2 separate regions of the Homo sapiens genome follow, and region 2 is linked to region 1. Evidence: chromatin contacts called from ENCODE Hi-C data. All regions are on one chromosome and are shown on one strand. The core of a region is the stretch at or near the end of the contact, and the rest is flanking DNA. Distances in the headings are between cores, read along the strand shown.

What was found. A loop is a pair of places that touch in the nucleus more often than their neighbours do. Pooled maps may share reads with other maps.
Region 2: a map of naive thymus-derived CD4-positive, alpha-beta T cell shows a loop between it and region 1 (8-fold over the local background). The contact joins the promoter of CASK here to the promoter of MID1IP1-AS1 in region 1. A Hi-C loop is called at or near these places in 2 of 168 maps with a recorded cell type or tissue (CD8-positive, alpha-beta T cell and naive thymus-derived CD4-positive, alpha-beta T cell) and 8 of 50 pooled maps.

The regions. Positions count from the first base shown.
Region 1 is chrX:38,802,114-38,808,624 of GRCh38, reverse strand. MID1IP1-AS1 (MID1IP1 antisense RNA 1) reads left to right here and starts at 4,742. Exons shown (of 2, transcript NR_046706.1): 1 at 4,742-4,892. It overlaps MID1IP1 (MID1 interacting protein 1), which reads right to left. Exons shown (of 3, transcript NM_021242.6): 2 at 4,212-6,090; 3 at 2,093-3,942. The coding sequence starts at 3,678. The coding sequence ends at 3,127. RefSeq lists a silencer at 4,410-4,629 and enhancers at 4,432-5,273, 5,274-6,115, 6,449-6,511.
Region 2 is chrX:41,921,108-41,927,618 of GRCh38, reverse strand. CASK (calcium/calmodulin dependent serine protein kinase) reads left to right here and starts at 4,065. Exons shown (of 27, transcript NM_001367721.1): 1 at 4,065-4,689. The coding sequence starts at 4,631. RefSeq lists silencers at 3,711-4,290, 4,561-4,610.

The DNA of each region.
Region 1 (6,511 bases), core at 3,493-5,992:
AGTTTAAGAGAGAAATGTGCAGGTCAGCAGGCCCAAACCCCCACAGGCAAGCAAACGGACAAAACCAAGAGTAACATGAAAGGTTTTTAAGCATGAATTGAGGAACAGAAGCAGCAGAGGAGATGATTGGAGCAGCATTTGTTTCCCCCCCCAATCTAGAAATTTTATTTCCTGTGTACACTAGCCAGTGGTTGTAAACAACCATTTAATTGGTGTAAAGAACTTAATTTCAATATAAAGTGACTCTGGGCAGCATTGGTGATGCCGTTTCCGAGTTGTAGCCACTGTAATTGTGAATATTAACTGAGATAGTGAAACATGGTGTCCGGTTTTCTATTGCATTTTTTCAAGTGGAAAAGTTAACTAAATGGTTGACTCACACAAAGTGGTGGAGAAATTGTGCATATGTCATTTTTTTGCTAAAACCTTTTGTTTCAAACTATACTGCTTTAAGATCTCATTTCAGAAGGGCATAGTCTTCAGCCACAGTTGTGATGGTTGTAAATGCTCATAATTGGGCATTCTTAGGGTTTTTTCCATCCCTGGGGTTTGCATGTTGTTCACTTAAAGCATTCCTAAAATGGTTGGCTTCTGGTTTGCAAGCCAGCTGATAATGGTAGCAACCAAAGACTCCAGGGTGTAAGCATATGAAAGACTCTGCTTGCTTGTGCTAGAAATAACAGCATCTAAAGTGAAGACTTAAGAAAAAACTTAGTGGCTACTAGACTATCCTTAGGACTCTGCATTAACTCTATAATGTTATTGCTTTTTTTAAGCATATTTGTCAGAGTAGTCAATATGTTAAAACTGAACATGTATGAAAGTTGCTTAGATAAATGTAATCACTGTAAACATCAAAAAAGAGAGAAACTTGTAAAGCATTTCAGCAGTGCCTAAAGAAAATTTTAAGCCTCAAACACTTTATATATAATCTCATTTAATTCTCACTGCAACTCCATGAAGCAGTGTAGTTATTTTTATGCCTGATTACTAATGTGGCAACAGGCATGAAGTTAAATGCACACAATTAGTAGCAAGAGGATTTGCACAGTTTCTGGCTCCAAAGTCTTTGAAAGTCTTTGTGTTTCTACCATGCAGCTTTTTTCTTTTTTTCAGTTTCCTTTATTTTTTGCTTGCACTTTGATATTTTAAAGGGGACACGAGACAAGAGGCTGTATGCCTTACTTTTGGTGCTGCCTAGCTTATCTTTATACAAATTAAAGATTAACTTTCTCTGGCAACTGGCAAGCACCCATCTTGACACTTCCACATTTTTTTTCACTGCTGCTAAAAGCTGATAGACTTGAACTGCCCCTGCCCGCCAGCACCACAAAACATTTTGCTTGTTTTTTAAGACCGCTAACTTATATGTATTTTAAATTCAAGCCCTACGAGCTTAGAGAATGCCTCATGACTTCAACAAGTTGATCTGACATTTATACCCCAAAACAAATAATGAAATAAAGAATATGCAGAGCACATTCTTTTACCTTTCCCACCATCCCAGCAGAGCATCATAATGGCACCTAAGCATTCCCAAGGGCTCCACAGCAGCCTTGATCAGAACTGCTGTCCACAATTGCAGACTGGCTCACTGAAAAACTGGAAGCATTACTGGACGCCGCTCAACAAAGCTTAGCCCTTTTTGGAACTAGTGAAAGAAGTCATCGATCATGTTGTAATGCATTTAAATGTCTACTCAGATAAACATAAAAACCTGTAAGGTGTGTGCACTAGGATTAGCTGGTCTTCCCTTCTAATTTTCACTTCTCAGTAACCAAGTGAAATTTCAGCCTTGTTTTTATGCCTCAAAACACTTTAGCTTGTGCTTGAGCTTCTTAAAAAATTCAAAATGTTAATTACGCACTCCAATAAGTTAGCCAAATTGGTTGAAAGATACAATATATGTACCTTCCCAAATATTTTAAATATTTCTGAACTTTTTGTTGAGATGTATGGTCTTATCTTGGTACTGAATTAGAAATAAAGTTTGGAAGTAAATTTTGTCAGTACCTAGTTCCCAAACAAAGCTAAATACTTGCACAGATGAATATCCACCACCATGAAATACCAGAGAGAACACAAAATTTACTTTTGCTAGTAAATCAATTAAATTGATTTTTATTTAATGACGAAACCATTCATTGGCAGATTAATGAGGACCAGACGCTTGTCCAATTTAGTTGACACATTTGCTTTTTTATTTTTTAGAATATAGTCTACATCTGGATTAAAAAAAGTTTTAAATAAATTTAAGACATACAACAACAGTGGAACCCTTCATCATTCTATGTACAACACGATAGAATGTCAGTTGGTTCCATTTCGGTTAAGTCCACTTTCTCATAATAATGTTATTATTTTCACTGAGTGGCAAGCTACGTACAAGCTGGCGAAATGCCAGCTTATACACACTGGGGTGGGGGTGGGGACGGGAGTGGCACGAAAGGGATGGGGTGGGGGTGCCATAGGACTACTATACAGTGTAACAGAAAATCATTAATAAAGTAGTACCGATTACCGACAGACAGTGCTGTTTGTGCGCTTATCACAATGGAATCGCTGAAGTTTCAGAGCAAGGAGGAGATTCGAAATACTTCACACAGGGCCAATGTTACAAAAAGAAATAGTGCAAACAGGAAAACTGATGCAATCCTAGCAACGCCTGGGCCTCCACCGGCCCAACCGCAGGGCGGCGGGAGGCTACGCGCCCCGCCTTCCCCAGCACCCAGCTCCGGGCTGCTTTCCCAAGTGTGGCAACCCAGCGCCGCGCCCTGGTATGGCCCCTTCTCGGGCCCTCTCCTCCGAAAAGAACAGAAAAGAAACCCCAGGAAAGGCACAGGCTGAATGCAGGGCGTCAGCCCAGTCCCATTCCCACCAACATAGAATGCAGGCCCCCTCCCAGGAGGTTCCTTGGGCCCTCCCATCTCCGGCCACCATTTTCTTCTCTCTCACACGTGGCCCCCTCCTCCACGCAGCCCCACCGCGCCTCCTGCACGTACGCAGCCCCCCAGTTTGCAGTCTGCCCTTCCCGCCCCCCAGCCAGGAAAAAAAAAAAAAGCTTTGAGGAATGAGAGAGGGTGAGATGGGTCGAAGAAGGTGCTGGGCAGCCACGGGCGCCACGCCTCAGTGGCCCCAATTGCCGAAGCCGATCTCCTGCTTGTATCTGTTAGTGAGGATGTTGGCTTTGCGCGTGAGTTTCGAGAGCACAGTGTGCAGCCCGCGCAGGTGGTAGTGGAACTGCTGTTCCAGGTCTTCTTCGCCGGCGTCCGCACCCTCCAAGTGGCCCAGGTCCACCAGGATGTCCTTGGACTTCCAGGCACTGCCCTCCTCGCTCCCAGCCGGTGGAGGCGGCTGGTGCAGGACCCCCCACTCGATGTCGTTGCGGATGGACTTGAGAAGCACGTAGTGGCTGTACATGTCCCGAGAGGGCGCGAAAAAGCTGCCATTGGCGCTTCCCGAGTCGGGGACTGGGGGCGTGCGCTCCTCCAGGCAGCCGCCACTGCCGCCTACCTCCACGCCAACATCGTTGTCTAACCCGGGGTCAGCCAGGGGCACGTCGCGCAGCAAGCTGGGCACCATCACCGTCTGGTCCATGTTGTTCACGGCGCCAATGAAGCGATTCATGGCGTTAAAGAGCGAGTGCTTCTGGTTGTAGGTGTCGCAGATTTGCATCATGGTGGCCGCGCGGACGTTGGAGCGCAGGGACGCAGGGGCACGGGGATGGTCGGCCGGGTCAAGGGGATGCCCGCCTTCACGCGCTCTCCAAGGCCCGCGCTGGGGGCCTGGCTATAGCCGGTGTGGCGGGATTCCCGGCACTCCTCCGCCCTCGCCAACTCTCGTCTCGCTGGCAGACCGGCCCTGCGGGATGGGCGGCTTCTCCTGGCTTTGGCGCCCGGAAACTCGCGATGGCTGAGGGTGCTCTGTGGGTCGAGCCCTGGCCTGTTTGATACACGGAGACGAAAGAACAGATTAGATTATTCACCCTGCTAGGGGGCCTGGCGCCCTTGCCCGCGCGCACCCCCTTCTCTGGCTACAGCTCGTCCGGGACGGCGCCTGGGTGGCTCCCCGCGGCTGGGCAGTCCCACCTCCTCGCCCACCTACGGCCGCGGGGAGAAGGGTGTCCCCCCACCACCACAACTTCTCCCTCCGAAAAGCCTGAGCTCAAGCAACCAAGCTGGCCGGGGCAGCGATGGGGCGTGGGCACCCACCTCCTCTTGCGCCTTGAGACTCTCCTGCTCGTTGGCAATTCAGTGTTCTCGCTGCAAGCGGCTGCTACGCAAGGGCGCTGCTGCGGTCAGTGGCTGGACTGTGACTGCGGACGGCGGTGACTGCGTTGGCCCCCTACCCATCCCAGGTGCTCAATTTATAGTCCAGGAAAGGTGTCGCCGGCGCTCAGGGCCACCCCTGGTGTCTCCTCCTCCCGCCTCCCCCGGCAGCACCGAGATAAAAGGCCCAGGCCGGGATGACCGCGAGTAACACTCGCCCGGCCCTTTCTACAGCGGGGGCGGGGCGCGCCGGGCCAGCTCCGCCTCTCGCCTGATACCCGGGCTGAGGGAGGGCGCCGGGGCAGGCCAGGGCAGGGCAGGGCAGAGCAGAGGAGGAGGGATTGGAGCAGCTGGACCCCGCCAGCACCAAGCCCTGGGCAGGCCAGATGAGGAGGGCCGGGCACAGCGAGGGTCAAAAAGGCGTCGGCGTCCGGACCGACTGGAGGGTGGGGCTGGCATGTGGGGGCTGGGCGGGCCTTGCGCGCGCTCCCCGCGTGGGATGACCAGAATGCACGTGCCTTGGTTGCAGAGTGAGCCCCTCAGCCCCGAATCTGGAGTGGCCGCGGCCGGGAAACAGGAACCCGGGTTTATTATTAGCCGTCGGGGAAGAGGGGCCGGCAGCAGGTACAACTCCATCCTGGGACTCTTACGTAATAAAGGGTGACCGGGCATGCTGGGTGCACGTGGACGCGCGGTGCTCCCGCAGTGGCCCTGGCCTTGGTCAGCTATGGGGGGAGGGGAGCGTCAGAGGCTTTTGCCTCCCTCCTGGCGGGGTGGGATCTTTCCCAATCTTTCCTTTAACAGTGGTTGCCGGGGATGAAGAGGGGCACACTATCAGATCTGCTGATTCTTTGAAGAGATCTGCAAGTGGCAATGGGGAGAAGTCCATTTTTGTCCAAGTCGGCTACACAGTGATGCTGGAGAGCCTGGGCCATGTGGCCTTTTGGCTGCCAAGAGGCCAGGAGAGGGTGACAGTAGTTAGGTCTAGTCTTGGGTGTCTTTCACCATTTAACAGAGAAATGGGGAGGTGTCTAATTATTTTTGAGGGTGCTTGTGTGAAGTGTTCCTTTCAAAAGATAGTTCTTAAAGCACTGGGTCATTTAATAGGGCCTAAGCTATGTACCGAATCGCTGGATTTAACTTTTAAGAGCCTTGCACCTTGAATTTCACTTTGAGACTTCCAAACCACAGCCTATTTAATTTTTCCCATCTCATGTCCCTTGCCATATTCCTCATCCACCAGTCCTCTCTGGCAGTCCTACAATTATGTTCAATAAGATTCAAGCTTCTCATTTTAAATCCCTTTTCTCGGCCTGAAACGGTGGCTCACGCCTGTAATCCCAGCACTTTGGGAGGCCGAGGCGGGCGGATCACAAAGTCAGGGGTTCCAGACTAGCCTGGCCAACATGGTGAAACCCGGTCTCTACTAAAAATACAAAAATTAGCCGGGCGTGGTGGCCAGCGCCTGTAATCCCAGCTACTCGGGAGGATGAAGCAGGAGAATTGCTTGAACCCAGGAGGCGGAGTTGCAGTGAGCCGAGATCGTGCCACTGCACTCCAGCCTGGGCGACAGAGCAAGACTCTGTCTCAAATAAAAAAAAAAAAGATCCCTTTTCTCTAAAACTTAACAGAGGTCTCTGTCCCTAGTACAGTTTTTTCCCACGGGACAAAAAATGCCTAAGGAAGGGAGAACATAATAAAGGGGTTTCTTTCTCTCCCTCTTTCTTTCACATTAAGACCTACACTTAAATATTTTCCATAGAAAACCATCTTCCTAATTGTCTTTTGAATGAAATTCTGACTTGGTGCCACAAGGACTAATCTGTTGACAAAAAACAAACAAAACAAAACAAAGTCAGTGACCCTTGGAGACAGACCTAAGTCTGAGGACCCACTACCCCAAAACGTATTAGCTCTACATCACAGCCCATGTTTTCTTACTTGCAAAACTGGGATAGACCTATCAGGGTTTTGAAGGAAGATCAATGGAAAGAAAAATACAGGGAGGCAGGAAGCATTATATAACTTTGAAGCATTAAAATAATTTCACCTTCCTTCTCTGCACACATAGAAACTTTTCTAGCCTCAGTTTCTTTATCAAAAAAATGGAGCTTGTTCCATGGGCCGTGCCAAGGACTTTGATTAAGTTTAAATATGATAATGTAAATAAAAATCACTATGTAAATTGTAAAGTACAAAGATTAATTGTACTTGATACAGGACCTCATCATAGTGAGAGGTGT
Region 2 (6,511 bases), core at 2,816-5,315, 3.1 Mb before region 1:
TGGCCCCTGCCTATTTCTCTAACTCCCTCTGGCCTCTTTCTTCCTATAGGCTATGATCTAGCCGTGACCTACTTCTCCAAAACAGCATATTCTTCTTCTAAAAGAGCATATGCTTGCTCACCTCCAAGACTTCAGAAATGTTGTTTTCTCTACCGATAATCAACTGGCCCCTACTCCCTTCACCTGATTAATTTCTATAATTTCTATAGTCTTGTTCTAAACATTTTTTCAACTGGGCCTTCCCCAACCCATAAGTCCTCTCAATATGTGTTCCCCATACTTCCTAAATCCTAACAAACATCACTCTTCAATGTAATTACTTGCCGACAACTTGTTTTCTTTTAGAATGAAGTTCAGAGAGGGCGGGAACCATTTGCAGCTATAGCCCCCATGGCTAACACAGACATTCATTGAATAAATATAAAATAAATAACTTGCAAAATGATATCAGAGTATAAGTCTAATATATGTAGCTTTTTCTGGAGAGAGGAAGGGTGTCTTTCATTTTAGCTTAGAACATCCTGTTTATACCGTGAGGCAATAACTATTCCAGTTGAGAACAGTGTCATTCTTAATTTTATTCATTAATTCAGTAATAATTTATATCCTTAAACAATCATACTATGGAGTGAGGCTGAACTCTAAATTGCCTAAATTAGCCCCGTGCCACACTGACCTCTGTGTGTGGCCCTCATGCTAATATTTCTCTGGAGTGTGTTTTTCCCTTGTATGTCTGTGTCATGCTGAAATGATGTGGGAGCCCGACAACCTGAGAATGTCTAGTGCAGTTGTGAGGAAAGTCCAAGACCTCGAAGTCACTGAAAATTTGCACTGACATCTGAGAATCAAATTTGTTTAGCACCAACTCCATCCTTGTGGGGTTTTAGATGTTTCTGAATTTTTTAAGGCCTATCAATTATATACTAGAGGTATAGCTACATTATGATGAAGACGTAGAACTGTTTTATTGGTAATTTTCCTAGCATTAGAAATCGGCCGGGTACAGTGGCTCAAGCCTGTAATCCCAGCAGTTTGGGAGGCCGAGAAGGGCGGATCACTTGAGGTCAGGAGTTCAAGACCAGCCTGGCCAACATGGTGAAACCCCGCCTATACTAAAAATACAAAAATTAGCTGGGCATGGTGTCAGGTGCCTGTAATCCCAGCTACTTGGGAGGCTGAGGTGGAAGAATCGCTTGAACCCAGGAGGTGGAGGTTACAGTGAGCCAAGATCGTGCCACTGCACTCCAGCCTGCTACCAAAGCCCATTTTCCCCCTACTTCTCCCTTGTCTACCTCCCAAGAGGAGGCAGGAGAAGACAAATATCCGTGTCCCCAGCTTCCCTTGCAGGTAAGTGTTGCTGCCTGTGACTCTGTCCTGGCCCGTGAGATGAGAAAAAGATATTTTCTTTCCCTAATAGATGAGAGACGGAGCAGAAAGGCCTCTCCTGTCCTTACTGCCCTCCTGCTTCCTCCCTTTAATGTCTGAAATTGCAGCAGCCATCTCATAATGATGAGGCAACAAGCCTGAGGATGAGATGCTAACATTACAAGAATGGCAGAGTGGAACGAATAAACCTAGGTCACTGATGACGCACTTGAATAGCTGATCAATGTTAATAACCACACATCTCCTTGCTACATGGAAAAGAGCACCCCGCCCCCTTGCATTTGTTTAAACCACTGTTAGTTGAATATTCAGTTGCTAACATCTGAACACAATCTAATAGATGCACTTACTTTAACATTTTCTTTGTGGAAACGAAAACAGAACCAAATTATTGACACCTGACTCACTAATACATGGGCTTATTTGTTGGAACAGTATTGGATTTTTGGAAGACACCCAGAGAAAAATTAATTTAAAAGGTTTGCTTATTTTAGTCCCCGAAGCAGAGAGGATCTACTTCTAACCATCATACATGGTACAACTTCTGAGGGATGTGTATTGCAGAGAATTTCTATATGACTAAATATTACACTGGGAACTGGGAGATCTAAGTACAGATCAGGAGAAAAAGTCCTCAGCTTTGTGCTGATTGGCAGACCTCAAACCACTCAAAGCTTGTGACCAGGGAGTGCCAAGAGCTGATTAAATTAGGCTTATCGCTGTGGCAAGGGGGCTGCATGTGTTAGTTTAATTAATCAGAGCCCACCTCTCCAGTAAAGATGGTTACAATCTCACCTCAAGTCCAGAGCTGCTACCCCATGGTGGGGGAGAGGGGTGGGATGGCTTTTGGGAGAGCAACCACCACATTCTTCCATCTGTAAGTGAGGGAGTCTCTTTCCAGATCCAAACCAACTGTGATCCTATGAGCAGAGCACTTACTTATTTTTGCAATCGTCTGTCTCTCTTTTTTTCACCTGCACTTTCTTTTCTGTTTTACTTTATGATTGTCCTTTTCTACCTCTGAGCATAGGTCCCTGTAGAAGACAACAAACCCCAAAATGAAGTCGACAAGGCTTGGTATAGCTCAGTCTTGGGCTGGGGAAAAGAAGTGAAGCTGACAAGGTGACTTGAGAGGGTCCCTGTGCACTTCAGGGCAGAATGGAGTGACGCCTTATTCATTAGACATGAGCTGGACATGCCAACTTGTGGTGAGTAACTCTTGGACCCTTAAAGGAGGCAATGTTTCTCAAGTTCTGAAGCCCCCGTCTCTAGAGAATGCACAAGCTCTTTGAGAAAGGAGGAAAACCGTGTGCAATTACACTTGTCCTCTGATCTGCATTTAAAAAAAAAAAAAAGGTTTAGTACCCAAATCCTTAGCAGGCAAATCTCTCAGCCTTTTGAGGGAGTGGTCAAGGGTTTGCACGAAACGTTTCTGAAGAGAAAATAGGCTGTGAGTCTCCACATCACCCCCTCCACTTTGGTATTAATAAATACTTTTTTTAAAAAAAATACTGCACTGAGAAATTTACCAGACGATTTCTGGAAACTGACTTATGAACTAATTGGGCACTTTTGCTGTGCGGAGGAACAAAGACACTATTGGTCTTCAACTGAGGCATATACCTGTCTGATGGCGCTGGCTCATTCCGCACATGCTCAGTTGAACAGAAATCTTCATATTGAATGCAACCTAGCACAGCGGCAACACCCAGAACCTCACTCCCTGGCTGCTCCTGTGCCTGCACTCCCTCTAGTTGCATTCTGTTCCTGACAAGTCTAACATTTATAGGGAGTATAGAGAGCAGAGTAGGTCCTGGGAGTTTGAGGACAATATACAAATGAGCTTAAAGTCACGGTTTGTCCCTGCCTTCCTAGCTTCTCTCTAGGTTGGTCTCTAGTGAGGGTAGGCGCTGGATAGATATTTGTTGAGTTTGGGGCAGAACGTGGGAGAAGCTGTCTCTATAGATGACCGTTTGCTGTCGCACACCTTCCTAGGCAGTTTTTGTTTAGTCCTTTTCTTGGACGACCTCCCCTTACCCCCAGCCCTCATCTTCATTAAGGAATGACAGGGTAGCACTAAAAGCATCCGCTGCCAAGCACGGATTCAGTGACAACCTCTCTCCACCTCTCTTTTAGCTTTCTCATTCATTAGCACCCTTTCCCTGCCTCTTTTCCCAGCAAAAAACTGGGAAAGGCTCCCTGCGATTACAAAAGAAGGAAAGGGGAGCGGCCAGAGTTTCGTGCCTCTTGCCGGACAACGAGCGTGCAGCCGTGGACCTTTTGTCTCCAGCCCCTTTCGCGGCTTGGTCGCGGCTAGGCGCGGAGGCGACGACCCCAACCAGCCCCGCCTCGGCAGCTGCAGCCGGCGCGCCCCACTCAACCCCCCGCGCCCTCTAGAATCCCGGTGCCCGCCCGTTCGCCGTGACGCGGCCGGCGCCCCGCGCATGCGCCGCTCGGCCCGCTCCCCTTTCCCTGGGCCACCGCCTCCCGACCGGTTGGAGTGGGCGGAGCCTGTGGTTCTGGAAGCCGCGCCGCCGACGGGGGAGGAGGGCGTGTCTGCGCGAGGCGGGTGAGCGGGGCTGGCGAGCCGGTCGGCTGCTGAGGCGTAGGGGCGGAGCAGAAGGCGGCGGCCGCGGCTCCCGCCCGCACAGAGCGCCGGTCCCGCGAAGCCCCCTCCCACTCCCGGGCGGGCGGTGGCGGCTGCGGGAGGAGGAGAAAGAGGAGGGAGCGTCTCTGCCGCCGCCTCCTGGTCCCCAGCGCCGATCCGCCGCCGCCGCCACCTCCCTCCGCGGCGATCCTCGCTCCATGGTCCTGCCGCGGCCCCCTCTGTAGCCCGAGCTGCTCCGCGACGCGACGGAGCCGGCCTCGGACAGAGGGAGCGGTCGCGGCCTCGCGGCCCGCGCGGGCTGACGAGCGGAGAGCGCGACGCCGCGCGGTCCCCGAGGATCCGCACGCCGGGCAGCGCGGCCCGAGCAGCGCGAGAAGCAGCGGGCGGGCGGGCGGCGCCGGGCCCGGGCCGCCCTCGCTCCCGCGCCCCGGCCCCGCCGCCCGCGCCGGGGCGGTCGCCTGCAGAGGAAGGCGCCGCAGTCTCTGGGCCTCGCGGCCCCACTCGAGCGTCCTCGGCACCGAGGGCTCGCGGGTCCTGAGGGGAGGAGGCGATCCCGGGGCTGGGCACTGAGCTCTTGGGCGCCCCCACCCCCGTTTTCGAAGCCCTCCACGCTGCGGCCGCTATCCCCTCCGGACCATGGCCGACGACGACGTGCTGTTCGAGGATGTGTACGAGCTGTGCGAGGTGATCGGAAAGTGAGTCTCCACGCGAGGGAGCGGGAGTGTGGAAAAATGCATTTCAGTGATGCCCCGGTCTTCCCGCACCCGCTCGGGGCCTGCCCCCTGCCCTCCCTCCTTCCCCTCTTCCCCTCTCGTCCTTCTCATCCTGGAGTATTTATAGACGTGTACCTGGAGCTCCTGCCAGGCGGGGGCCTGGGGGTTCTCAGCGGTCCATTGAGGCCACCGAGCCGAGGTTGGCCACCCCGTAAGGCGTGGGGCCGGCTGCCTGCATTTTATCTGACGGTTGCACAGGGACGTGGCACAGCCGATTTTATAGTTGCTTCAGTTGGGGTTATTGTTACCTTGCATGTACCATAGACCATTTTTGAAACAGAGCAGCTTGCATTTCCTTTGCTTGTGTGGTGAGAGAGTCCAGGGTTTTAATTGTGGGGTGTGTGTCTATTGTGCGGGATATTAGACAGATGCCTTTGTGTACACCCCATGCTCGGATTGGAGGGGGTCATTTAAGACGGGGTGCTTTCAGTTTCAGCAAATTCCCTCCTGGTGTACACGAACGTGGAAAGAGTTGGGGGCATTCGAATTTTTAATGCCTTGTTATGCAATGACTGTTCAATCAGTGCTCGAGACTCCCCTCGACTGTTGTTGGGATGGTGGTTAGCGTGGTAGAGCCGTCTGCTTTGAGTCACCGGGCTGGTCTAGAATATAGAACTGACAGTCCAAATGCTCATCCTTTCATCTGTGTTGTATAATTACGCTGGGGAAAAGCAGGGAATCAGATTAATCACAGTGCTGATTGAGAATTAAATCTGCAGTTCCTCATCTAATTGTCCATTCCTTAAATCTATTTTGAATAGTTTCCTTTTCATTCTTGTCAAACAGTACTCCAAGTGCACAATCCTGCTAATTTGCTTGTGAAGGAAATGCTGGCAATCTGAAGTTGATTTCCTAACACAGCGTGTATTCTGCGGCTTTAGAAGTTGAGGAGATAAGATTTAAGAGCAAATTTTTGCTTAATAAGGATCGCTAGAGCTAACATTGAAATATCTTACCTCTTTTTTTTTTTTTTTTTTTTTTTGGAAGCGGTGCTTTATTGTCTATTTTAAGGTCCACAGTTGGGAAATGAAACCAAGACCTTAAAGCAGTTGGCCCTATCTCTTTTAAGTTGTCTGCAGTACTCAATTTCAATTTGAGTGCTAATTTGTTTCCTTTTCTTTCCATATTGAGGTATTACAGTGTTGCCTCACATGGTGAAATTGTGGGTAGAGCTTGCTACACACTTTACTCAGACCCAATTGATGTGAGGACATGTTACTCCTTGCCCTATTGTTACATGACCAGCCAGACTTAAAAGGAAAGTATCCAAATGTGTCCTGTTAAAGTGCTTGTGGAAGTGTTCTAGAACAGCACTGTCCAAAAGATATATTATGAGCCACATTTGTAATTTAAAATTTTCTAGTAGCCACATTTAATAAAAACATACAGGTGCAATTAATTTTAATAAAATATTTTATTTAACCCTGTAGATCCAAACTTAACATTTCAACATGTAATCAATATGAAAAAATATTAATGAAATATTTTACATCTTTTATGCTAAGTCTTTGAAATCCCAATGTGTATTTTACACTAATAGCACATCTCAATTCTGACACTAAGCTACATTTCTGATGAAAATCAGAAATACTTAATCTGTATTTAGGTTTCATAAAATTTGCGTTTGCAAAAGTATATTCACATACCCAAGTTGTTCCCAATATACATAAAAGTTTTCCAATAACCGAATCAAGTACCTTTTTCTAAATTTAAATTTTAATTAATTAAAATTAAATACAATTCA